Regions from separate parts of the Mus musculus genome. Here regions 1, 2, 3 and 4 are each linked to region 5. A link is a loop called in an ENCODE intact Hi-C map of the cell type or tissue named here. Cell type or tissue: left cerebral cortex. All regions are shown on one strand. Region 1 has its middle 22 kb from the start of 9130214F15Rik. Region 2 overlaps Zmat4 (zinc finger, matrin type 4). Region 3 overlaps Zmat4 (zinc finger, matrin type 4). Region 4 overlaps Gm30633 (a long non-coding RNA gene). Region 5 overlaps Zmat4 (zinc finger, matrin type 4).

Region 1 (5,000 bases), 610 kb after region 5:
ACATCTCTGGCAGCAGCAGACACCTGCACTCGTGTGTGCATACCCCATCCCCAGAGATACACACGTATATAATTTAAATGTTTAAAAACTTAGAAGAAAAAGAATAAATAGGTTTTGTCATCCAACGTTCACACACACAAAAACACAGGCACACTTTTTTAAAACCCCTAACATTTTGCCTAGTGTATGTCTGTTCTCTTTAATAATTACACTTAGAAGTCTCCCTGGTGACCATGGAGTCTACAAGAGTAAGAGACGACGGCGAAGCAAACAACATACAAAGAGGTCTTCTTGGAAGTCTCTTCAAAACAGAAATGATCGCCCTTCCCGTAATTTTCCCCCACTGCCTGGAGAGTAAACAGATATTGAGTACTTCCATAGCCTTGATCCGTGAGGAGGAGCAGACACCCCCAAACTCATCAACCGCCATGAGTAGCTAATGACATCCCTGGGTCGTTTTGAACAGGAGAGAGAAGCAGGCTGCTATTCTGGGACTGTTTTCATTCCACAAAAACAGATGCTGTTCCAAAAGAGGAGAGGCCACCAGCCTGGGAGCTCAGAAGCCCCAGGACCAGGACCTTAGAGGTGGATGCTAGGCTTGTACTGCCCAGTTTAGCCAGTCATGATGGGCACCAAGACTCTCTCTGTCTTCACGCAAAGAAGTCGCTCCTGTGCCAGTGGCATCGAGACTCCACCTCTGGAAGCCTTGTGCTGGTCCTCAGGCTCCGTGGTATCAGAAGGGTTGCTTTGGTATGCTCTACATTTTGCCAGTGCTGAGAATGGAAGTGGGGTCCCCATGGCTGAGCTGTACCCCAGAGTCTGCAGTTCTTATACCCAAGCAGATGATTTGGGTTAGATTCTAAAAGTAGAAGGGTTGGGATAGAGAGAGATGGCTCTGTCGGGAGAGCACCCGTCTCACCAAGAGAGAAGCCAAGTTCAGATCCCAGCACCACGTGATAGGCCAGGCGTCCTGGTGCAGCTGGTGCAATGCTGCACCTGGGAATGGGGCACCTGGTTATAAGGTGACGGGGGCAGGGGAGGCTGGAGGGTAGAGGTGTATCCCCAGAGTACATGGCCAGCCAGCCTAGCAGAACTATGTTCCATGAGAGACCCTGTCTCAAAAATGAAAGTGGAAAGTAATTGAAGAAGACACTCAAGGAAAACCTAGCCTTCACACTCACATGAACATACACACACACACACACACACACACACGCACAGGCACATGCACAGGTATGCATGCACACGCACACACACACGCACGCACGCACGCACGCACGCACACACGCACGCACGCACACATACACCTATACCACAAAATAAATGTAAATAAACAGGTATGATGGGATACACTTGTAAAGCTGGTACCAGAAAGGCAGGAACAGCAGAAATCACTGGCTGGCCTGCCTGGCCTAATTGCTGAGCTCCAGATGAGACCCTGCTGAAAGAAAGAAAGAAAGAAAGAAAGAAAGAGAGAGAGAGAGAGAGAGAGAGAGAGAGAGAGAGAGAGAAAGAGAGAGAGAGAAAGAAAGGTGGACGATCCTCAGGAGTGATGTCTGAGACTGGCCTCTGGCCTCCACAAGCACCTACGGGAGAGCACACTCACTGGCATGCATGCGCCCCCACATACACTCACATACATAATTGATATAATCTGGAACATGACATAGGGTGGAACAGCCTTCCGGGGTGGCCAGGGCAGAAATTAGTGTCAGAAAAACACTGAGAGAGAGACTGAGAGAGAGAGAGAGAGAGAGAGAGAGAGAGAGAGAGAGAAGGCAATCAGCTCTGCCTTCCCAGACCGTAGGATCCCAGACTGCAGCCTTTCTTGCTGACAGCCTTGGGAGTGTGGAAACACAGGGCCTTCTCCACTCTATAATGCCTTATGATTAAGAAGGAAGCTTTCCTTCCAGGCCCTTAACAGTGAGTAACAATCCCTAGCAACCATAACAACACAGCAACCAGTTACACTACACTCTGCACACATAAGCTGATAGGGGTTTGTGACAGACAGCGTATCCTGCTGTGTCTCCATCCTGACGGCCTGAAGCTGCTCCCCTGCTCCCCACACTCCCAGGGCTCCAACTATGTTCAGCGGAGGAACCGGGACTCAGAGCGTGGTGGGTGTCACAGACAGGGAGGCTGGTGTGAATGTGTCCAGTGGGCTTTACACGGTCCACCTGCAGACACGAATCTGAAGTCGACTTTGGCCCTGTGGCAGTACGGCGGCAACAGTGTGTAGTCTGGACAAGCTATTTTACTGGTTTCCTCACACACACACACACACACACACACACACACACACACACACACACACATGTGCACGTGCAGTTTATATTCTTTTATGTGTACTTGGTATTTTATGAGAAGGTTGGGCTTTGTGGTAATGAACAATCAGGGAGACCAATTGATTGTTGCCCTGATCAATTGATTATTGCCTTGATCAATCAATGCTTTGGACCCATCCTGAGCTGCAGTGGGGTTCAGGACACTCTTAGGGGGAAAGGCTTGGCACACACTGAGTTTTCCATAGTAGGAGGGCACATGTCCCACCAAGGGAAACACGGCTGGGATAAGGGAAAGCAAGAGAAAGATACTTCATTTCCATGGTGCTATCTGCCTTTTTTTCTCCTGTATTTTTTAAGACAGAACCCCAACTAATTGCTCTCTAAGCCTGGCAGCCATGTGGCTTCTCCCGTGTACCTGACCTTCCGTGTGATCTCCCCAAAGCTTGCTCCTGTTGCTGAATTCCTAATTTGTCTCCATTTAAGCTTCCTGGACAGATAACACTGATCGTGGAGACAAGGAGAGCGTCTCTCCTGTTAAAATAAATCTATCAGGGTTTTCCTTTATCATATCTATTGTACATCATTATCATTATTAACTTCAGCTTTTACAAATAAACTGCCGTTTGCTCTTGAGCCCAGAGAGAGCCATCTGTGCTGATTTAATGTGGTTCTGGCTGAAGGCATCACCTGGGGTGAAATAACTTCTCAAGGTCTTCCCAGGGCCCCTGTGGAGAAAAGAAAGACTTCCAAAAATATGCATATTTCCGCCTGAGACAAGCAAACACAGAATCCGCGCCTTTGAGCGTGCCGTAAAGATTTGTAGGTTGCTACTGCCCTCTTGTGGTCAATAGCCAGATCTGCAAGCAAAAACTAAGCAATCAAAAGCCATTAGGGTTAGAGTTGGGGTCAGAGTGCAAAGGGATGTTGGCATATAAATTCTGCACAGTTACAAAGCAGCAGCATAGAAAATTATTCCAGTAAGTCATATGACATCCACCATGACCCAAGTCCACATTTAAATCAAAATTCTCAGATCATATACTGGGAGTTGAGCTCAGTCAGTCTTCCTAGGACTCAGAGATGAGCAGGAGACACAGATGCGGTCCGCCCCTGCCTCAGTGTCCTCTGCACTCATCTCTATTCTGTTGCATGCAGGGGCTGCCCCATTGACCCTGCCCCCACGCTCGCTGGATCAGTACCAACTGCACAGTCAGAAAAGAACCCAGGAAGTGGACTCTAAACCCCAGGAGCTTGACACCAGTCTAGCTAAGAATTCCAATCTCCCACACTCCAGAGCACAATCTAGACACTGCTGGCTGTGGGGTAACCTGGGCTCCCCAGACAATCAGGGTGTCCGAGCCAGCTTGTTGGGTCTTTCTTTTGTCGGTAGGCTAATGCCCTAAGTTTTTTCCCAGCAAAGGGTTAAAGAAAGAGTCTACAGGCTCAAACTGTGGGTTAAAAGTGACTAGTGAATATTATATATATTATCCACATGCATGGATCCTTGTCACCCTTTGCAGCCAAGCATTGGTGTTGACAGCAGTGACTTGTGGTACCCAGCAGTGCCCCATGAATTGTCCCCAGAGGGAGATGACAACAGCCTGCCACTGCAGTGCATGACGATCCTGGCCTTTCCCTCTGTGCTGTGCTGAGACACAGTGAAGTTCATCGTTCACATTGTGACTGTGGTGATTTACATCTTTCTTTTTTTCCCTCTGTGTTTAAGTAACTGAAATGCCAGCAGGCACGTGTGGATGTATTTTATTTGTATGTTTGATTAGTCACACTATTAATGACTACTGTCTGTGTTAGTTGACAGATGAGACTTAAAAAAAAGTATTTGTATGAGAGAAATCATATCAATGGATGATAAAGTAACAAGTATGTATATAATTAATAAGTAATTTTGGAGTCATTTTGCTAGAAAAGGCTGTGTGCCTCGTTGGCTCTAAGGGAAAGTCTTTGGTGCAAGATTCCTGACACAATCAAAAGCTGTCCCCATCTCTAATGTTGGTTAGGCTTGGGGTCAGAGTGTACAGGGATGTTGGCATGTAAAGTCTACACACACTTCACAGTTACAAAGCAGGGTAGCCCAGAGAGAGGATTCCAGCCCAGGGGGAAGAGAGGTGACACGGGCTCTAAACAAGCTACCTCACAGAGCACATATTACCCGCAGGTACCTGTCTGTAAGAGGGATAAAGCCATGTGAGCGACTAAAGGTAACGTGGAATAGGGTTGGCGTGCTGGCTCTGCAGCTGCCACGAAAGCCCACGGCCCCAAAGATTTGTGAGTTTATAAAGCAAATGACTTTGCAAAAAAAATTCATTTATTTTTTTTTTGATGATGCTTACACTCAAGAAAGCAGTTTTTAATGTTCCTAAGAAGCAGATGCTAAGCTGCAGGCACTAAGCAGCAATTGCTCTCAGAAAGCCGTAAAGCCCGACTTCTTTATTATCTTTACTGTTAAATGAGCAGAGCAAGAGACAAGCGTCTCCTCCATTAGCAAAGTAAATACAACATCTGTGCAGGGGTAGAGTCAGGACCGACCTCCTCCTCCTCCTCCTCCGCACAAGGCTCGGCACGGGGCTCGTTGTCTGGGAGCAATAATTGACTAGCAGGTACTGAGCGTTGTATCTCAGATCTAAAAATTGAGTCAGATCTGGACTATAATGTTGAAATCCTACCCCCTTTTTGTTTTTCCTTCTTCTTTCT
Region 2 (5,000 bases), 92 kb before region 5:
TCAGATGTGGCCTTGGGAACTAAGCAATGATGGGAACTGGAGTGCTCAGTGTTAGACCCTATGAAGCAGGGGCTAGGCTTATTCATCTTTGGATCTGATCCTTTCCCATAGAGGGCTTCCTTGCATGATTGGTCATATTGCTATAGGACAGTGACCCATTGCTTTTTCTTGAAAATAGTTACAATTACAATCAATAATGTTAACTGAAAGATTGTCATTTGTACAGAGTCTTAGCAATGGCATACCTTTGGATTTAGATTTGAACTATACACCATCAAATTACCTTTGTTAAAAAGAATATTTTGTGAAATTGGATTTGTTTGAGAGAGCTTTGTGCCATGGACACTGTTTATGTAAGAATTAGTCTGTGTTAGGGTTGCAATTGCTGTGATAAAACACCATGACCAAAAGGGACTCAGGGACGAAAAGGTTGGTTTCACTCACAGCTCCATGCAAGAGTTCATCATCAAAAGCAGTGAGGGCAGGAACTCAAGCAGGTCAGGAACCTGGAGGCAGGAGCTGATGCAGAGGCCATGGAGGGCTGATGCTTGCTGGCTTGTCCTATCAACTTGTTCAGCCTGCTTTCTTAGATAAACCAGGACCACAAACCTAGGGGCATACCACTCACAATGGGCTGGGTCTCCCCACCCCCGCCCCAATCAATCACTAATTGAAAAAGTGCCTTACAGGCTTGCCTACAGTCTAATCTTATAGAGGCTTGGTCTCATCTGAGATTCTTCTTTCTGTGATGACTCTAACATGTCAAATTGACATAAAACTAACACATGGCCCCTTTAATAACTGGACCCAAAGATGTACTCTGGTATCACAGATGAATCTTGGGTAGTTTCTTGGGATCTAGGAATCCATGTTCTGCCTCATCGGCCCCCTGTACTTTGGTTGGCTGTCTCTAGAAGTCAGAACTGTTTTCTTCTGTAAATCAGGCCTCTCCACAGGAAGTGTGATTGCAGTCAGAGAGCTGTCTTTCTAGAGCACTCCATGAAATTCTAGTAGTGTTCTGCAGAAATGTCTGCTCCTGCCCAGTGAGGAGGGGTGGGTAGATTTCCAAGCTTGATGGTTTAAAGTCATGCAGGTCACAGCCACTACCACATGTCTGCCTTTGTGTGTGAATGTACCCTTGAAAATGAATCAAAGTGTATTTTTGTTCGGGGCTTTTTGCATAAAAGAATTCCGGTGACAACAAACTGAAAAATGGCTTTTGTTATGTGGTAATTATTCTCTCAGTTCTTTTCTGAGACATGAGTTTTGTTTGTTGGCTTTTCTTGGAGGGCGGCATGCTGTCATAGGCGGGATTTTGGATCCCTAGATACAACTTGATGAGTCCCCGCACATGTGCCTGCCCGCTCTCTTCAGCTTTCTCTGTCCCATCTGAATTGTTCCCTGAGAGATTTCTTGGGTTAATCATCAGTAAGTCTATAATTCTAATACAAATAGTAAGCTATTTTCTTTTCAGTAGCACTTTATTCTACTCTGACTTCTGCTGTGACCGTTTCCCACACGTCTGGGTCTGTCTGTCTCTTAAGGGACTGAGAAGGGTCAGCGAGGGTACCATTTGCTTCTTTCTGTGCCCTATATTGCATTGTGCAAGGAGTCTTTGCCCCCACGGAAGCATGCCATTAATCATGCTTGCTGTCTTCCCATTAGGTGACCCATGTGACCATTCCACTTCTCTTTAGTAACCCCTGGGCAGTCCTTGTGTTCAGAATTGTTATTCTTGCAGATGTGAGACATCTTTATTATGTTTTGGCTTGTGGTTGTTTGGCTTGGTTTAAGTTGACAACACACACACATAGATATGCATATACACACACATGCACGTGTACACATACATAAACATACAAAAACATGCATATGTATACATACACACATGCATGTGTACACATACACATAATTATACATGCATGCACACAGAAAAGCATGCATGCACACACAAATGCACACACTGAAACACACATGTATGTGTGGACACACACACATAAAAACACACGGCCACACCCCCTTACCTTTACCCTCTGACTTAAAGTCACCCAAGGGTTGCAGTATCAGAACACAAGGTACATTTGTAACTTGTGTGACGTGGATTTGATGCAGGGAATGCCGAGGCAATGGGGAACTCCTTCTTACAAACACCGGAGAATACATCTAACATGGTGGAGAAGGGAGGGGAGATGAACCAAGTTCTACTTCTTTGCAGTTCAGTGTCTTCTTGGACTTGGACCCGGCAACCGTTTCCTATGCATCTGCCCTCAGTCACAGACGGCACGGAGAAGTGAGCATATGGAGTCTTACGCAACCCTCAGAAGGTTGTTCATGGGAGCCTGATTACGTCAGCTCCACAGACCCGGCAAGAAGTGTAGGGGGCGTTAGAGAGTGAGATTGAACCAGAACTGAGGTCAGGAATGTGGAGGGAGCTCAGCTGGCAAAAAACTCTGCGTAAGGCTGATGACTTGAGTCCAGTCCCTGGAAGGGGAGAATCGGCACCACAGAATTGTCCTCAGTGCCACATGCACAGCACGTGACCTGTGGATTCCCTCCTCCCCTTCCCTCTGTCTCATACACTCACAATAGTAATTATGTAAACTAAATGGCAGCACTAAGGTCATCTGAATCTTTGCATCATGCTACTTCCGGTGGCTGCATCCAATGTGTACAACTGCTTCATTTTAAAGGGGAACTGTTTTCTCCTTCCTGGCGCAGCCTCTGTACACAGAGGAGCAGGGAACCTGCAGACCACTCTTCACAGTGGTGCCTCCAGGGCTTAGGACTCAGATCTGGATGTGGTAAGTGTGCTCAGCAAGGGGTTGTCCTCGCTGGGTTTTCCTTGGTCACTATTACAGCTGGTGTCTTTGTAGACCTGTTGAGAGTGCTCATCTCCCACCAGTTCAGTGTCACAGAAGGGAAGGAACACACTTCGGGAACTACCCCTGGGGTCAAATCTTTCTTCTAGCTCCTGCTAGCTGGATGACCTTGGTCAAATTCCTCCATTTTCCTTCAAAGAAATTTCCTCATCTGAAAAAAAAATCATCATAATAATAAATGTGATAATGAAAGCACCAACTAGAAAATATTGGCTTTGGCAAGAAAGATGCTTGACAGATGTCACCTGTCTCCTTTCCCATGGTCCCAGGGGTGGACAACCTCTTTCCAATTAATTTTATACTTGACAGAGAGGAAAGCCAATCAAAGCCCAATTAGTACAAACTAGTGTGGGATAGGTTCCAGGTACAAAACTAAGTGCTTCTGAGAGACACTTGGGTCTATTTCATTTCCTTCAAAGATGCCCTAAGTAATTGGCAAGGAACTACAACATCCAAGAGGAAGCATTACAGTGCTCAATACCATTCCTTTTAGAAGAACATAAAATAACTGAAGAAGGTGGTATTGGGTAATTGTACAGCAATGCTTTGCTCAAAGGCACAAGCACACCTCATCATTCCTTGACTGATACCAAACTCCTCAGCCTGGCCAGAAGAGAAGGGAGGCTTCTAGAAACAGTTACCGTATGGCCCCCGGCTATTTGTACAGAGCCCCTAGTTGTATTTCTGTCCCTTCTGCTCACAGGCAGCGTTGATCAGCCTTGGCATAGGGACTCTAATAGATATCAAACAAGTGAATGTTTAAGCATGTCACTCTGGAAGCCCTGCCGAAGCTCCATGAGTGCATGTGTGAGCGAGCAGTGTGCGGACCTGTTACCTCCTCACAATAGGAACCATTCCTTTTGATATGAGGCAATGTAGAGCAAAATAGGCTGGCAGTCAGGGATAATTTGTCTATTAGCTTTGTCTTGGTACCAGACACACTTAAAAGAAAAGTCACATAGAACAGGAGATTATTATTATTTTTTTTGTGTGTGTGAATTCATGATAGAAAATGCATTTTTCTTCGAACTTGTTATTTGGTTTTACAGCCGACCTTTAAAGGCATGTCTGTGACTACAGCTATCTAAGACCTTGACAAATATTATCCTCTATATGGTTTGAATAGTCATTAGAACTTTGGCAATAAGCGTTAAATGCATATCATAAGACATGTGGTTGGTTTGTAGATTATTTTGCCATTTAATTGTAAATGCAAAAAAAGATGTCATGCTTTGTTGGTGCATTGAGTGATGGTTAACCTTTCCTTATTAAATTTCCTCTTCACATTTCAGCAGTGTGTAATCCTAGAAGGTCACTGGTTGGCATTAGCAACCTCAGAAATAAATGGTCACAATGTCACATCCTAGAAGTGACAAATTAGTTTGCTTGATCTCTCATTATCTCTTACAGACATTCTTGTAATAGAGGGTGGAAAAATTCAAGAAGAGACGAAATGCTCTCAAATGTCTTGGGCTCTCAGAAATGAGCATCATATGTGTATCCTTCTTTGTAGCCTCTTGCCTCCAGTTCCATGTATGTCCTCATTCCCCCCCTGGGAGTGAGTTCTCTACAGCCAATGATGCGAAGGGAAGCAAAGAGCCAAAGAGAGGGAGGAAGAGCAGGTGTAGGTGCTATAAAGGGAAGGGCAGTGTTCTATGTTTATCAGAGGATACCTGGACCTGAGGGGGTATTTGGGCTTCTTGTTAAGAGTCTTGTCATCTAGAGGTAAAATGAAATCTGTAGTCTATGTGCACTTCAGGTAGACTTCCTGAAATGACAAGGGCTCTGTGGCGAACCACTGCACGTTGATTGTTTCCTCCTCAGGTCTGTGTTATCGCATGCTCCTTCCTGTCTTAGTCACATGTAATTTAAATGTGGTTGTTTGCAAAGGGGATTCACAGATGTTTTGTAATCTTAGGTATCTATTTTCCTTCTTTCCTCCCTCCCTCTGCACCTCCCTCCCACCTCCCTCCCAACTTCCCTCCCTCCCTCCCTCCCTCCCTCCCTCCCTCCCTCTCTCCCTCCATCTCTCCTCCCTCCTCTTTCTTTTGTTATTTCTCCCTTCCTTCCTCTTCGTTTTTGCAGCTCTGAGGATTGAGCCTTGGGCCTGGCTCATGCTAG
Region 3 (5,000 bases), 230 kb before region 5:
GGAAATAGAGAAAGGGAACACCAAGAAGAGATAGGGAGAAATCGTGAGAGATGCTGGATTTGATTCTTGCAGTGGTTAGAGATTATAGACATCCATTCGATTCTTCACTAAAATAATGGAATAAGAAGGCCCATGACATAGGGCATCCCATAAATAAAATGCTGCACCCATTACCTTTAACAATCAGAACAAATAATGTGAAGAGCATTAGAGGAAGGTAGAGGTCTGGCCCACAGGAGCTTTTCCAGGGTCCAAAGTCTGGCTCTCTGTAGGGTTTGGAAAGAGCCTCACAGCTGTGACAATGCGGCAGTGACTGGGACAGTCTTTGCTTCACGGTGTTTGAGTCAGCTAGAACTGAGCACCACAGCATAAGCCCTCAGACTCAGGCAGCAGTGCACAATGTCTGCTCACGAAATGGCTCAGGTGGGAGATTTCAAGGAACCGATGGAAGAAAGCACCTTGCAGGTACCAAACTGGGATGGTCAGGCCCCAGCGTGCGAGATGGGGTACAAGGACAGAGAGCGCTGGAGCAGACTGGAACGGGGAGTTGGAAGAATCAGAATCTCTTTGTAGAGGGAGAGAGGAGTAACCACCACCTGGGAGAGAACTCAGAGGAATCCAGTAGACATGCAGCCCCCCCCCCCCGCACCCCCCCGCCCCTCAGCATTCTTCATGCCTTTGTCCTTCAAGGCGACCTTTACCTGCATTTATACTCTGCCCCTCAGTTGTTGTTGTTGTTTTAAAGATTTATTTATTTTATGTATGTGGGTACACTGTTGCTGTCTTCAAACACACCAGAAGAGGGCATGGGATGCCTGTTACAGATGGTTGTGAGCCACCATGTGGTTGCTGGGAATTGAACTTAGGACCTCTGGAAGAGCAATCAGAGCTCTCAACTGCTGAGGCATCTCTCCAGCCCAGCTCCACAGTTTTGATGCTGTGGACTCTACTTGAGATGGGTGTGTTAGGTGGAGAAGAGATGGGTCTTGGATGTGAGCTCAGCATATCCTTACTGGGGGGTGGGGGAGGGGATTCATAGGAAATATCTGGAAGAAAGGGATGGCTAAGAGTAGGAAAAATATGTGAGAGAGGGGTGGGTGGAAGTGAGCCATGTTTGCCCAGTTCAGAAGCATGGGATAGCAAAGCAAGCCCTCAGTGCTTGGGTGCCCTTGAATCTGAATATATAAAGTGTGGTTTGGGTGGGGGGAGTGGGAGGAAGGGTTCTGGGTCCTTGCCAGGTAGGAAGAGACCAGTTTCAGGTGAGAAATGACACGGTCTCCTTTAGAGTTAAGAATGACAGCCTGGGTAGCTGGCAAGTGGAGAAGATGAAGTTTGGGGCAGGGGTTAGGAAGGGAAGGTGCAGCCTGGGGCCTGTGAAATGCAATGGGAGACCGAAAGAAGACAGTGACAACCAGGGAGGTTAGCAAGATAGCTGACTGAAGACACTTGCAGCACAGGTCTGGGAAAACTCCCAGGGCTGAGGTAACATCTGCAGGGAACATGCAAATTGTCAGGGAAGGGAGGGAGTTCTGCCTGCATGGATCCGAGCTCCTTGGGAAAACAACCTGCTACGCAAGGCCCGTGGACTGCCCGAGGATTGCGGGAAAACTTGTACAGCTGGAGAAAGAGTTTGATCCCTAGGACCCACATCTGACTTCTACTTACTTGTATGACCCACAACAGAGCTGCTACTCCTGTTAATGGGACATCTACTGACTTCATGATTCACGCCAGATCAGGGGGACCTCTGGGTCTCAGTGAGGACAAGCTGATAAGAGAGACCAGCCATTGCTTCTGAAATAGGTTAAGAGGAAATGGCAAATAGGATAAGAGATGGCTCAGCAGTGAAGGGCACAGGCTGTGCTTTCCCAGACATCCTGTGTTGGATTCCCAATACCCACAGGGCCAGGGCGGCTTACAAATGTCTGCAACTCCAGTTCCAGGGCATTCAGTGCCCTCTTCTGGCGACTGTGGGTACTGCGCAAACATACACAGGCATAACACCACATACATAAAATACAACTCAAACAAAAATTTTGAAAAGGGAATTATTTCGGGGGGGCGGAGAAAGAGAGACAGAGGGGGGAGAAATATAAGTGGGGCATTAGAATTCATGCTCTAATGGAAAGGACCATTAAAGCACAGGTTTGGGATCATAAAAGGAGGTGTTGACTATTTTTCTGCAACAACTTTGGGACAGATACCTCAAAACATTTCGAAAAGAAATAAGTGGGTAGATTATGCAAAAGCCTTGTAGTTAGCATTCATAATTAAAACCAAGATATTGTTAGCCACCTAATATATTAGCCAAAATGAAAAATGTCCTATCCAATGTTGGTGGGAGTGTTGTAGAGAACAATAGACATTTATATGCTTCGCTTCTGGGAAGATAATTTGAACACATGAGACAGGTCTCAAAAATGCCCTTTAAACCAGTAAGCAGGCCTTCTCCAAGGAATCAACCCTAAGGAAATAAACAGAGATGCGCACAGTGGTTCTAATCAGGGATATTTCTTTCAGCATTATTCATGATAACAAAACATTGTGCCGGGGATTAATTAAATCTAATATGGGTCATCTATAAAATGGAAATCAAAGAAGCTATTAAAACTACATTGAATAATATATAAGGATGCAGAAAGTGCTAATAATATATCTATTAAGTAAAGACTGGAAAGTAAATAGAGCGTAATCGCAGTTAAAGTGGAATGAAATATCATAACTTGGAAATGGATACATTTATTTTTATTTTATTTTTTTACTTTTTTGAGTTTTCTAAATTTCTTACAGGAAAAAGAAATGTTATTTTCTGTGTTAGAAACAATATTTTCCAAGTCAGGAACAATCTTCTTTCTTTTTTATATTAAAAATAATCTGTTCTCCTACAGTATAGTCTGATCAGACTCTCCACCACACCCTCCTACATTCACCCTCCACACCCAAATTCTCTCTCTCCCCTTATTATTTAGAAAGCCATCAGTTATCTGAAAAATAATAAAACAAACAAACAAATAAACAGAAAAAAAAGAGCCAAAGAGAAGCATAAGAAATACATACAGAAGCACAGACGCACATACTCACATACACAGAAAGTCCACTAAAACACAAAATTAGGAACTATAATATATAAGCAAGGGACAGGCAAGATTGAAAAAAAAAAGCTCAGCCAAAGGATTATGAAACAAAGAACCTCTAAAACTACCATTGAGCTCATTTTGTGTTGGCCCTCTACTGCTGGGCATGGGGTTTGCTCTTAAGACTGGTTTGTTTCTTCAGGGAGACTCCATTGGAGAAAACGAATTTCTCTTTTGCACACAGTTATCAATTGGAGAGAGCTTCTGGGCTAGGGATGGGGGCTTGTGACTACTTCCCCTCTCAGTGCTGGGACCCAATCCAGTGTAGACCTGTGCAGGCCCCGTGCATGCTGCCACAAATCTCTGGGTTCATGTGCACACCAGTCCTGTTGCATCTTGTCCCGGCTCTGACACTCGATCTGCCTCCACTTCTGCAGAGAAACAGTGCTCTTCTAAAGTAGTCATTGCAACCATTCTAGCAGTATCTGTACATGTGACAGCATTACAGGCTCAATGCTAACTGTGTAAGACTGGCATGTGTCCTCAGTACATTCGGGAAGGCGATCAACCAACATAGTCCTGAGGTCCAGCGTGCACTTGTCTGTAAGAGCTCATCCTCTTCCTCTGCACAGGTGACAGTCACTGTGAGCGGCCAGGCCTTGTGACTTCCTGCATACCTCGTCATCGCAGCCCAGGCCCTGCTGTCACTGTGATCAGACCTGTCTTAGAATTTTGAGTAGCGTGTCTCCATGCACCCCAAGTGGAGGAATTAAGGCACAGAGGTTTGCGGCTCAATCAAGGTAAAGGAACAGGGTATTGGTAGGCACAAGCCTTAGGGCTTCGGTATTACACGCCGTGGTCTTTGAACAATAGCGGATTTGCTGAGGTCTCTGTATGCTCTTGAAGGGCTGGCAGATTTCCACGGGACAGCGCCGAGCCACACCTTTCCCTTCTTTTTAGTCAAGATGAAATCAATGCCCTGAAATCAATGCCCTGACAGCTATTTCACTTTGAGCAGGGGCTGCGGGGGATGAGCCAGAGGCGACTCCCACTGGCTGTCTCCTGCCTGAGAGTCTCATTTGTACATGTCCCACTGTGGCTTCCTCTTGCATAAACTCTGGGCAGCCACGTCAGCTTGCTTGGGGTGGAAGACACAGCTGGCTGGCTTCATGAAGCGTGTCGGGCCACAGGAGGACTCTGGGGTACCGTCTCACAGCATGGCCCGTGGTGGCTCTCATGGGCATAACCTTGGGGCTTTTGTAGATTTAATTGGGGTGGGGGGGGGGAGTGAGCAACCTTGCAGCAAGCAGGGCTGGTTGAGGAGCTGTGTGTGTGTACGTAATTTGCTGCTCTATTTATTTTAATAAGGACCCAAATGTATGTTGTATTTTGTCTTTGGAAGCTTCGGATGTGGGCAAGGTGTTCTCCCCATTTTGCAGGGGAAGAGATCAATAGGGAATGGATATGGAATTGTGAGAATAGCCGAATCCTGCCATCTCATGGTACCTGACTTATCAGCAGCAAAAATTTCCCATGGACCTGTACGTCCTTGGTAAAGGAGGGGTGTGAATTAGAATCCCATGTAGCCCTCATAGCTGCTTGGGAAGCCAGTAGCGGAATATATGACTTTGGGTGCCAGGGAATCTTTCGCTGAATTCTGCAGTGTGGAGCCAAACGTAGGTGAATTATCAGTGAGGGAAATAGTGGTCTCAGAAGGTCCATGAAGACAAAAACGTCATGAATGTTGAACTTGGAAGGATGTGACTAATCTGGACAGAGGGAGTGTCGCAGGACTTCAGGGAGGGCCGTTCTCTAAGGAGTAAGTGTCTGGAGTCAGAGTTATCAGGAACATCTCTGACTGCCAAGGGGGTCGTGAGCTGCACTGAAGTTAAGTCTCCCTTCCTAACAGGGTTTGCTCTCTTAGAA
Region 4 (5,000 bases), 480 kb after region 5:
GAGGGAAGGACTCCTTTCTACCTCGGCTCTGCCTGAGCATCTGTCAGACGCGCACACGTGCATGAAGAATTTAATTTGACGGTAAATGCTGTCTGTTCTTCAAGAATGATGACATCATTTTTATGGCTTTAGCAGTGTCTGCTGCCAGAAAACTTTCTTGTCTTTGAGAAACTAATGAACCGTGTTTATGATCTACAAATGTGTACAGAGTAGTGCGGTAATAGTATCTGACCTGCTGGGGCCCCAGATCTCTGCCTTGTGTTACACAACCATGCAAAGTGAGCAAAACAGATTAGGGTAGCCATTTGAATGAGAAGCACATAACGTGTCCAAGTATAATTCTCTCCACCCAATTGGCAAGGTGTGGACACATTAACATCTAATTACACTACATTAGAAGTGGACTGTAGTTTAAGTCCCTGACCGGCCCTCTTAATCTGGGGTTGTTATAGCCGCTTTCAAGCAAATGTTAAAAGCAGGTGCTGCTGCCCTCTGTAGTCAGCAGCTGAACCATCTTGATTGTGCTGGCTCCAATTACACATCGGAAGATGTTCATGATGCCCCACCCCTACCCCCAACCGCTTATGGAAGCATCCCCAGCGAGAAACAAGGAAGCCGATTCAAGTCCAATATAGTAAGAGTTTCATCATTACATTCCCAGTACCTCTCAAGGGCAAGGCTGTAGAAACGCTGAATTGTGGAAGATATCAAGAGCAGTTCCCCTTCTGCTCTGCGGGAACTCCCATGGTGAAGAGAGGGACTCCTCTCTGTTCAAGGTTTTGCAGGAAGACAAGAAAACTGGAAGGCATGCACAGTCCTTAAGATCCTAATACCCGGCACTTCCCGATTCAAACACTGACCGCGGGGATGGATCAGCGTTTCCCAGGGGGGCCTTTACCAGCAAGCCACCCAGCTTAATGGCAAGACAGAAATATGACGTGCAGAGGTGTGAGATGAGGCTCTGCTTAAATGCATGAGTTTATGAGAATAACCAAAGGGTTTTGATATCGTCTTAATGACTTCATAAGAGGAGACCCATGTAGGGGGAAGCTGAGAAAAATTTTGTATGTAACCCATTTGAATCTCTATCCTAAGGCTGAAGAAAATGAGGACAAAGTTTGGGTCTTTCTCAAGGTCATATTAATTAAAAGAAAAGCAAACAAACAGCAAAAAAGGGTTCCTTAGATATCTTTCCCTCCAGCACTGTGAGGGTAATAAGAGATTGTAGTATGCCCCAAAATGGCACTGGATAAATCTCAGTAAGTATTGTTAACTTTGGCCTGTGTATCACTGCGGGAATGAATCACTGAGATTGGATTTTTACGCTGGAACTTGACAAATTGAATTTGCAATAAAGAGAAAGCAGGCATCCTGTAATGATTAGTATTTAGGAGAGGGAAAATATAGCCTACCGAAATGTTTAAAATCGCAATCTACTGTGCCTTCCCTTTCTACACCATTATGAACATGAGCTCACTCTTAACCAGTGGGATTCTATTAATTCTGGTTCTGCTGGTCCCTGCCAGCTGAGCTGCAAACATAAGGAACACAGGAAAACTAGAATACAAAAGGGTTTGTTTGTAAGACGTGTTCCATGATGACATACAGAAGGAATACAACTGGCTCCTAATACATCTGTCCTCAAGAGAGCTCTGGAGAACATGTTCAAAGCATGATGGCGATGCTCTTCTTCCAACACCGGTGAACGCAAGGCTTCCCGATAGATGATCCGCCGAAATAACTGAAAATGGACTAGCATTTTCTTGAAGCAATTGCCATGCCCATCCTCACCAACCGATTTTAAGGTTGCTGTGGCTGCTTTGTGCAGGTCTTTCAACCCAGCCCTTCCATTGCCAAGATGATGATGTCTATCTAGCCTTTGAAAGCCCTGTTCTTACCTTGTCTCTGTCCTCTAGGGCAATTTCAATCTGATACCCTCTAATCTTCAAAGGGTGGCGCAGGAGAGATGGCCCTTCCCTCTCTCCCTTCCATGACTTCCTCCAGGAGCTTGGTAAATGGCCGCAGGCTCTGCTCCAGACTGAGTTAGGTGGTGTCATAAATGAGCAGGAATGGCTCCCTTTCTTCTCTGTCTTTCTTTGGGGTGTGCATTATTGAGGAAGGAACCCAGTCCTCCTGCATGCACACTGGGTAAACGCTTTACCACGGAACTATATTCCCCGCCCCTAGGTCCACAGTGCATCTTACCTGCTCTTCCCTCTCGGGGCCTTAGTTTACCTGAAGCACAAGTTGGGATTTATATATATTAGGCCTACTTAACAGCCAGCTAAATTGCTTCTGTGCTGTACAATCAATAGCGGAGGGAAAGGAAAAATGTGCGAGATTGAGAAAGCAGACCATCTTCACCGCGGCTTTGGGTTAGTGTTTGTAGCCTGCTGTCTGGCACTTGTTCCTGATTGGAGTTTATTGCTCAACTGCTAATAGAGAAAATTCCAAATCAAATATATGAAATTGATTGCGGGGGTCAATTCCCAAATAACTTTCAAAGCAGAAGTGCTATCTAAGTCATCTCATTGCAAGCGATGATAGCAGAATTACACATTGCTAATAATGAGTTCAATCCGGTCACGTACATCACTCCTTTAATGGCAATGGTGGCGAAAGGTTAGAGAGCTTACCAAAGTGGCTTATTATATTTGACATTTATCACTTGACTGACCAAACCTTTCGATAACAATTTGAGGAAATGAGGTCTTCTAATTTGAAAACAAAGACTAAATGTGTTCAGTTTGAATTCTTTGGTTATGTTGAGCAAAGCAAACAACATTCTGCCATGTGATAACTCTTTTATCAAATAGAGAATGGTTGGAGAAATTCTACATGCTAAGGGAGACAGTACCATACTCAAGGGCTTGCAATTCTTGCCAAGTTTTGGAATGACAAATAAAGATTTACAAATAAAGGTTTAAGACAGAAACTCTAAAAAACACAACCCAGCCTCGTGCTCCACTTGGCTTGCGGTTGGATGTGAGCGCCCCCTGGTGGTTTCTACTGCTCTAACTGGGCTGTTGATTTCCAACAGGGCAGGTTAAAGGACTGGGGGAAAACAAAGCAAGATCAGATCAAACAAAACACACAGCAAAGAAGCAGCAACAGTCACACCATGGTATGAGGCCAGCAAAGTGATTCAGCATGGTAATGTGTGCAGCTGAACTTCCTTTATAGAATGTCTTCTCTCTCCTTCAAATCCTGTTCTCTAATTTAAACATACATGTAAGTGTATATATTTTGTATTTAACATATTATATATTTAAATATTAATATATTAATATAAACATAAATTTATATATAACAGTCATATATAAAATGTATATATAAATATACTTTAATATATGGTATATTATATATTTACATGTATTTAAAATATATGTTTATATATGACTATATAATTTTATATAAATATAAAAAGGTTACTTATGTATAAATATATATATAGTTTATATTTATATATAAATTTTAAAGTCTATATAATTATATAAATGTATAAATGTATAAAATTTACTATATATGAATATGTATTTTATATAATATATTTATGCATTTATATATTTTGTATAAGATATATTTTATATTTATATTTTATATAAACATATTTATATTTTATATACTCCACATTTATATTATATATTAAATGTGTAAATTATATATAATTATACCTAAATCAATATATAATATATGTCAATGTATTATATAATTAATAATATATGAATAATATATATTTGTATATAATTGTATACTAATATTATATAATTTAAATTCTGTGATATATACAAATTTATAGAATATATAATTACATAACTATATGTAAATGTATATATTACATATTTTTTACATATATATATAATTTCTGCCTTTAAGGTAACTTTGGCGAAAGCTCTTTGTCCTCAGCCTACAGCTCACAAGCAGGTAGACCTTTGCCTGTTCATACCAGGTGGCTGATCACATTGCTACCCATTGTTGTCAAATAACGTGGGGAAGAGGGGGTTCTGAGAAGCCACATTCCACCTCAGAGGAACTCCGTATCAAAACAGTGACTGCTTCATTGTTGGAGGGGGATGTGCTTTATTTTGTTTTGACTCCTGAGACAGGGTCTCTCAGTGTAAACCAAGACAGTCTCAAACTCTGCAGTGTGTGCTCTTGAGTGTTAAGGTCTGTTAATCTGCCTGCGCTGCTGGAGTGTTTAACCCACGTTGCTCTTCCTTTACGTATCTGCCAGTGTTCCACAAACTTCCAGTACTTCCTACTGACATCCCACTAGGGAATCAGCCCTTGGACACACAGACCTTTGGGAAACACTGAAGATTGTAGTTACAAAGAACCCCTTCACCTTCCGAATTGCACCAGTGCAAAGAATGGGGTGACCCCTTTGAGAGCTAGCCCTCCAAGGGTTTGCCACCTTGAGAGAATACCTGGAAAGTGGCCCTAAGGGGAAGCCTGTGGTCATCGCTGCTGGTGGCTTGAGCTTAGATTCCCTGCCTCCAAAATTTCGATGAATAGACTGTTGTACATTCTTAAAAACCAAATGATTTGTAGCTTGTTTCCAAATTGTATGCAAAAATAGCTTGATGCATAATATAAAGTTAATAGGCTGGCAGGCAGCTAGATGTTTTATTTAGCCCTTATTTATGAAATATCAGGACTTTTCAAAGTTGATGAGCATGCATTATATAACTGTGCAACATAATCTGTCTTCCTGTGCAGTGATAAGGGCAGTTTCGAAGAGTTGAGAAAAGAAGAAGCCATCCTGGAACATTGGAGTTAACTGGGCACTGTGGAAGTCCCATGGCTCCGTGGGTGAACACACAGCAGCACAGCTGTTGCCTCTCAATCAGGGACTGTTGCTGTATTTATTGACTGAATCAAAGTGCTTCTGTGTCGGGAATAAACCAGAACACAACGTGTTCCTGGGAGAACGAGGCAGTGAAAATACAAGAGCAACAAGGCGCATGTCTCCATATTACAAGATCAGTGACGTCAGAATG
Region 5 (5,000 bases):
TCTGCTGCTGATTCTTGGAGCTTTTCCAGTTGGGGTTCCATAAGTGGTTAGTTACTGCTTAGCTTAGATGACTTTTCAAAGCCCTCTAAATCAAACATTTCCCGACGGCTGACACATGCAGGTAGACCCACTGATAGGATGGCTGGAAAGAGCACTGACCTGGGATCCAAGGAACCAGGAGCTCGGGGAAAGTGCGACCAGAGTCAGTTTTATACTTTCTGGTTGGAACAGGAACACGTTCCTCTCCAACTTCAGTCTTCTTGTCTGTTGTTTTGTTCTACTGCTGTGCATACATTTGCATATATCTCCCTGGTCTTGCGAGGGAAGAGCTTGGTTCCCTTCCACGTCCTGAGCCTCGGATTTGTTTTGCTACTGCCTTGCCTAGAACACAAGAGCTACTGCATTTGAATCTCTTAGGACAAGACTTTCTGAGCTGTGTTTCTGTGGGCTGAGGCAGAGTCTGACACTTGGAGCTGCTGGAAAAGGGGGAACATTTTTGTTGGTAATGAAAGGAGGGACTAGGGACTAGAGGCTGGGGAGGGCTGTGGAGGGCAAAAGAGCAATCAAGGTCTGCAAAATAAGCCTTCAGAAGGCAAGAGATACAGTCAGCCAACAGGAGCTAAAGTCCTAGACTAGCAAGTGGAAGCAATAGGGAGTAGTTTTAAAGACAGAAACACAGGATAAAATAAGAAATCAGATACCAGGATTAGGACTCCAGAGAGAGTCTCTGTCTCAGGAATATAGAAGGATTTCTGTTATCAGAGAGTAAGAGCGGTAACTAAACAGATAGAAGCTTGATACCTAAGCCCAGAGACCATAGAAGAGCCATTCTTCCCCTGCCTGTGCAGCAGGGTATGCACTAAACAGGCCGGCGACATCCTTCAGGCTCTGAGCTGCATGATGGTGTCCTCCTGGCCTCCTATATAGACCATCTTCGATGCTGCTACACTGAGACTGTAGCTGTGTAATATGATTCCCAAGTGACAAGATAGATGGTATCAGGTCTGACATTGGTGGCTCCCCAGGAGCACAATACCAGGCAGCTGAGGGGAAACTAATATTATTTAAAGATATTCCCCAGGACCTGTGTAGCCAGCTTATCATAGTGGCAGGGCATCAAAGTTTCAAGTGGGATCACAGAGACTAGTTCATCAACTTTGAAACTTGAAGATTATTCAGGAGTATCCAGGTAGATCCAATACAATCACAGATGTATTCCGAAGGGAAAAAGGAAGGCAAGGGGGTCCATCTGAGTGATACAGGGGTTGGGAAGGGTCCAGCTGTCTTTGGGTGATGGCAGAGCTGGGGGAAGGTGAGAGTTCTTTTCTGGAATTGCCTGAAGAGTGTAGTCCTGACAATGTAGCTTTTAGCCAGTGAAGTTTGTTTTACATTCCTAACCCGAGGAATGGTAAAAATTACAAGTGTGTGTTCTATGGAAGCCACTAACTCTTTGGTATTTTGTCACAGGTACAGTGGGGACTAATTTTCCTAAGAAGGAGCTGACTTGTCACCCTTATGTACAATTTGCATGCTGTCGTGGGACCCACAGCTGCAGCGTAAGGGCAGCCATGACTGTGGGCAGGGCATGCTGGCAGTGCTGGAACTCCATCTTCATATGGATCTTATCCTTTGGGTAGAGTTGCTCCCCCACACCCATGCGCAGCCATGGGCGACTGGTTTCCAGGTAGTATACATGTCGCTCTCCCAAGTTTTGAAAGCTTGACATATGTGCTCTGCGTTAGCTGCCGTTCCCTTTCTCACTTTGTTGACTCACATTCTCAAATGTGATGCTCGACTTCTGAATCCCAGCTGTGCCCTGCCTGTAGCTGTTCCACACCTGAGATGCTCTTCACTCTTCCAGTATGTATCTAAGCACCTCCCATCCTGCTAAATCCTCTATCAGACTCCCCTAGTCTTTGGGAATCCTTCCTGCTTTGGGGAACCTCAGAAAATATGTTGTGGGCTTTTGCATAATTCGTGGGTAAATCTCAGTAATTATTAGTGAAGGACTTAACTTTCCTATGTTTCCCTTTCATTACTATGATGACTATATGAGCCAATAACATAATCAGAGGACACATCTGCCACATGATTATAGTACCATAAATGACTCTGTCCATTCCAGAAAGGCGGCTATTTTTACTGACTCTGTTCTGGACTTTTCTCTGGGACATATAATTCGCACACGAGCTGTTCTATTGTTGGTTGTCCAAGGTGAATCCACTGGGTTAATTTACTTTGCCAAGTTCTAAACTTGCATCATAAAGGAGTCCTATCTCCATAGCTATTCTCCCTTCTGGCTCATTCCCAGACACCAGCTTGACTGCAGTGATTTTCCAGGATAGTGAATGATAGAAAAATAGAACTTGGTGTTTGGTTCCTACATGAGAACAAGTCTGAGTGTAAAAGTGCAGGCTGATATGCAGAGTCAGAGGAACCTGGCAGAGAAGATGAGTCAAAATAGCTGAGCATGGTGTGGGGATACAGCTCAGTGATAGTGTTCTTTATATATATATAGTGTCATATATATCTACACATATATATAGTGTCATATATATATAGTATATATATATATGTATATATGTATATATATATATATCTCAACAATTGAAGAAAAAGAGTCCATGTATTTGAGAGAAAGCAACAGAAGAGATTTAGGAAGGGAAGGAGGGAAGGAAATGAAAAGGGGCAAATGATGTAATTTATAATATAAATTCAAGTATGAAAAAGTTAGGATTAAAATACTTTGGAAGAAACAAAAGAATGAAAGAGGAAATCTGAAACCTAGAAAGGCATCTTTGCAGGCAGTACCCATATTCTGCCATAAATTGAAGAGAAAGTTTAGATTGCGAGTACATAATCTGAATGGGTAGGTGATGCTCTATCTCCTATTAGAGGGTTCATTAATGCGCATGGCAAACATGTTGCTTATCTGAAACCTGCTCACCTCCTACCCTGGACATTAAGTTGGTTATGAATAGGTATAACATAGGTGTCATTCTATGGCCAGGCTACAAATGTGAGAATGAGACGTAAGCCTTTAGTGATGCTCTGGAGTTGAGTATTGCTGTTCATGGAGTGACTAATCTATCCCTCTGATGTACTGTCCTTTCGGGTTTCTGTTTCACCTGGAAGCTTTTATGAATGCATCTATCACTCCCAGAAAAGTAGATCTGGAGATCAGTGTTTTATAAAATTCCCAAATATCATTAGCCTGACAGTAATGACACTAAAGCGTGCAATAACCTTTCTTTCATTTTTGACGTTCCTGTGGTGCTGAACCTCCCTTAACATACTGGGAAATCCCTGCAGTCTAGCCCTGAGACCTGCTTAGCAGGGACCCTGGTGTTGCTTCCTCAGTCTTGCTGCCAAGCTTGCCATCGCGTTTGGTACACAGAGCAAATATCTGTTGGATGTGTAGAACTGGGAGCAAACATTAGAATAATGATAGGTGTTGAAATATTTATGGTTTCATTTTCGGGTGAATAGCCTTGGTTAAACTTCAAAGACGGTGGTGCTCACTTTCTTGACTTTACAAAAAGCTTTTCCTGAGAAAGGATGGTATAGATTAGAATCTAAGACATAACCCCAGCCTTTGGAGGCAGACCCTCTTTTAAATTCTGGGTCACCTATGCAAGTTTGCATACATTTTTATTTGTACACTAGCCTTCAAATGCATTGTAGAAGGAGGACAAGAAAACAGATGATACAGACTGAAAAGCCTGGTATAGCACTCACTGTGAGGACAGAGTGAATGCGTTGTCCTATATAAATACATGTAAGTGTATATCAGCATATATGTCAACCCCTATCATTGGTGAGTAAGGATTCACTGAAATGCTCAGGCTTTCCAGATCACCTTGTAGTTATTCCCACATATGTAGAGAACCATGAGAGATCTGAGACACCCCATGGGAAAGCTCCACCCTGAGGCTGAAGGAGGCAAGACTAACCTGCTGGTGTCAGCTGTCACAGGATTAGCAGTGTCCTCATTTTGCTTTCTATTAAGGGTGATGCCTTTTGACTATGATTTTTCCTCCACTGACTTGCCAATTATAATTTCTCAAGGGTTGTGTCGAGGAGCTGTGTAGCGTCCCTAAAGCAAGCAGGTGGAGGTATGGCAAAAACGCATGCACTAGTTCAGGTTCTCTCAAGCCTCAGTTAGAACACCGCTAGCCATGGATTCAATCTGTGCATTAAGTAATGTATCGTAAACAAACACACATCAAGATCATGCGCTGATCCATTGATCAGAATGTGACGGCAACCTCATGAGCTTCCTTTTATAGCACTAGCTTACCACTCACTGTTCCTGGTCACAATTTAAAAACTATTATGAATAATGAGAACCGACTATGTATATATCTAGCAAAAATTACCCTATATTCATTTCTAAACATTAGGCTTCAAAAAGTCTGCTCGTTACTCTGCAATGAAATAAAAAACTAACATTAAAAAAAATCCTAAATATGGTTAAACTGTGTGGAGCTGAGTAGCCCGACTGTAGCTTAATAACAGAGCCAGTAACCAAGGCTGGTAATTACAAAGCCATTATATGAGGAGAATCATATTCATGGTTTCATTGAATCTTTGTGCTTTGTCATACATAAAGCACAGTAATGTATCATTATTAGGAGCATCTTACTGAAGAAGCAGCAGAGACCTGCAAGTGAGTAACTTGTGCCGTGTATAGTCAGAATTGCAAAGCAAAAGGCGGGAGGGTTGCAGAGTCCAGGACTTAGCTCTGCTCCCAGTGGTAAGTCATGTATCATAAAATCACCTGCTGATTTTGGCTCGCTTCCAGCAGTTCAAACTCCAGGGCTCGCACTAGGCGACCAGTAGCAACACAGCCACAAGGACAGATATTTATACTTTTGCAAGGGATCATTTTTCATTTTGAGAGACAATGAGCAGGACTGGGAATTAGAACAAATCAGCTATGGCTTCTCCCACTCAGCTCCTATGTGTAAGTGTGTTGACTGAATATTTCTCTTTGCCTT

What was found. Hi-C counts contacts between places; a loop is a spot of excess contacts. Peaks named below come from ENCODE experiments on the same cell type or tissue, not always from the same donor. Only the 100,000 strongest peaks of a DNase experiment are listed, where the experiment ranks them.
Region 1: it touches region 5 in a loop (3-fold over the local background); 2 of 42 quality-filtered maps call a loop at or near these places.
Region 2: it touches region 5 in a loop (2.7-fold over the local background); 3 of 42 quality-filtered maps call a loop at or near these places.
Region 3: a loop joins it to region 5, with 2.1 times the contacts of the local background. A loop is called at or near these places in 3 of 42 quality-filtered maps.
Region 4: it touches region 5 in a loop (2.3-fold over the local background); 2 of 42 quality-filtered maps call a loop at or near these places.

The regions. Positions count from the first base shown.
Region 1 is chr8:24,522,170-24,527,169 of GRCm38, forward strand. No RefSeq gene overlaps it. Among named protein-coding and RNA genes, the nearest start is that of 9130214F15Rik, 22 kb to the left of the region's middle. In left cerebral cortex, a CTCF peak has its summit at 3,125 (motif pointing left); a DNase peak (open chromatin) is centred at 3,091.
Region 2 is chr8:23,815,394-23,820,393 of GRCm38, forward strand. All of the region lies in intron 3 of Zmat4 (zinc finger, matrin type 4), which reads left to right. Among named protein-coding and RNA genes, the nearest start is that of Zmat4, 150 kb to the left of the region's middle. In left cerebral cortex, a CTCF peak has its summit at 2,381; DNase peaks (open chromatin) are centred at 1,186 and 2,309; H3K27ac peaks cover 783 bases.
Region 3 is chr8:23,675,305-23,680,304 of GRCm38, forward strand. The region is part of intron 1 of Zmat4 (zinc finger, matrin type 4); the gene reads left to right. Among named protein-coding and RNA genes, the nearest start is that of Zmat4, 8.1 kb to the left of the region's middle. In left cerebral cortex, a CTCF peak has its summit at 1,964 (motif pointing left); a DNase peak (open chromatin) is centred at 1,905.
Region 4 is chr8:24,383,632-24,388,631 of GRCm38, forward strand. It overlaps Gm30633 (a long non-coding RNA gene), which reads left to right. Exons shown (of 3, transcript XR_378810.2): 2 at 3,041-3,231; 3 at 4,720-5,000. Among named protein-coding and RNA genes, the nearest start is that of Gm30633, 4.0 kb to the left of the region's middle. In left cerebral cortex, CTCF peaks have their summits at 497 and 3,003 (motif pointing left); a DNase peak (open chromatin) is centred at 2,997.
Region 5 is chr8:23,907,409-23,912,408 of GRCm38, forward strand. All of the region lies in intron 4 of Zmat4 (zinc finger, matrin type 4), which reads left to right. Among named protein-coding and RNA genes, the nearest start is that of Gm51564, 140 kb to the right of the region's middle. In left cerebral cortex, no CTCF peak of the experiment used is centred here; DNase peaks (open chromatin) are centred at 331, 2,352 and 3,872; H3K27ac peaks cover 4,639 bases.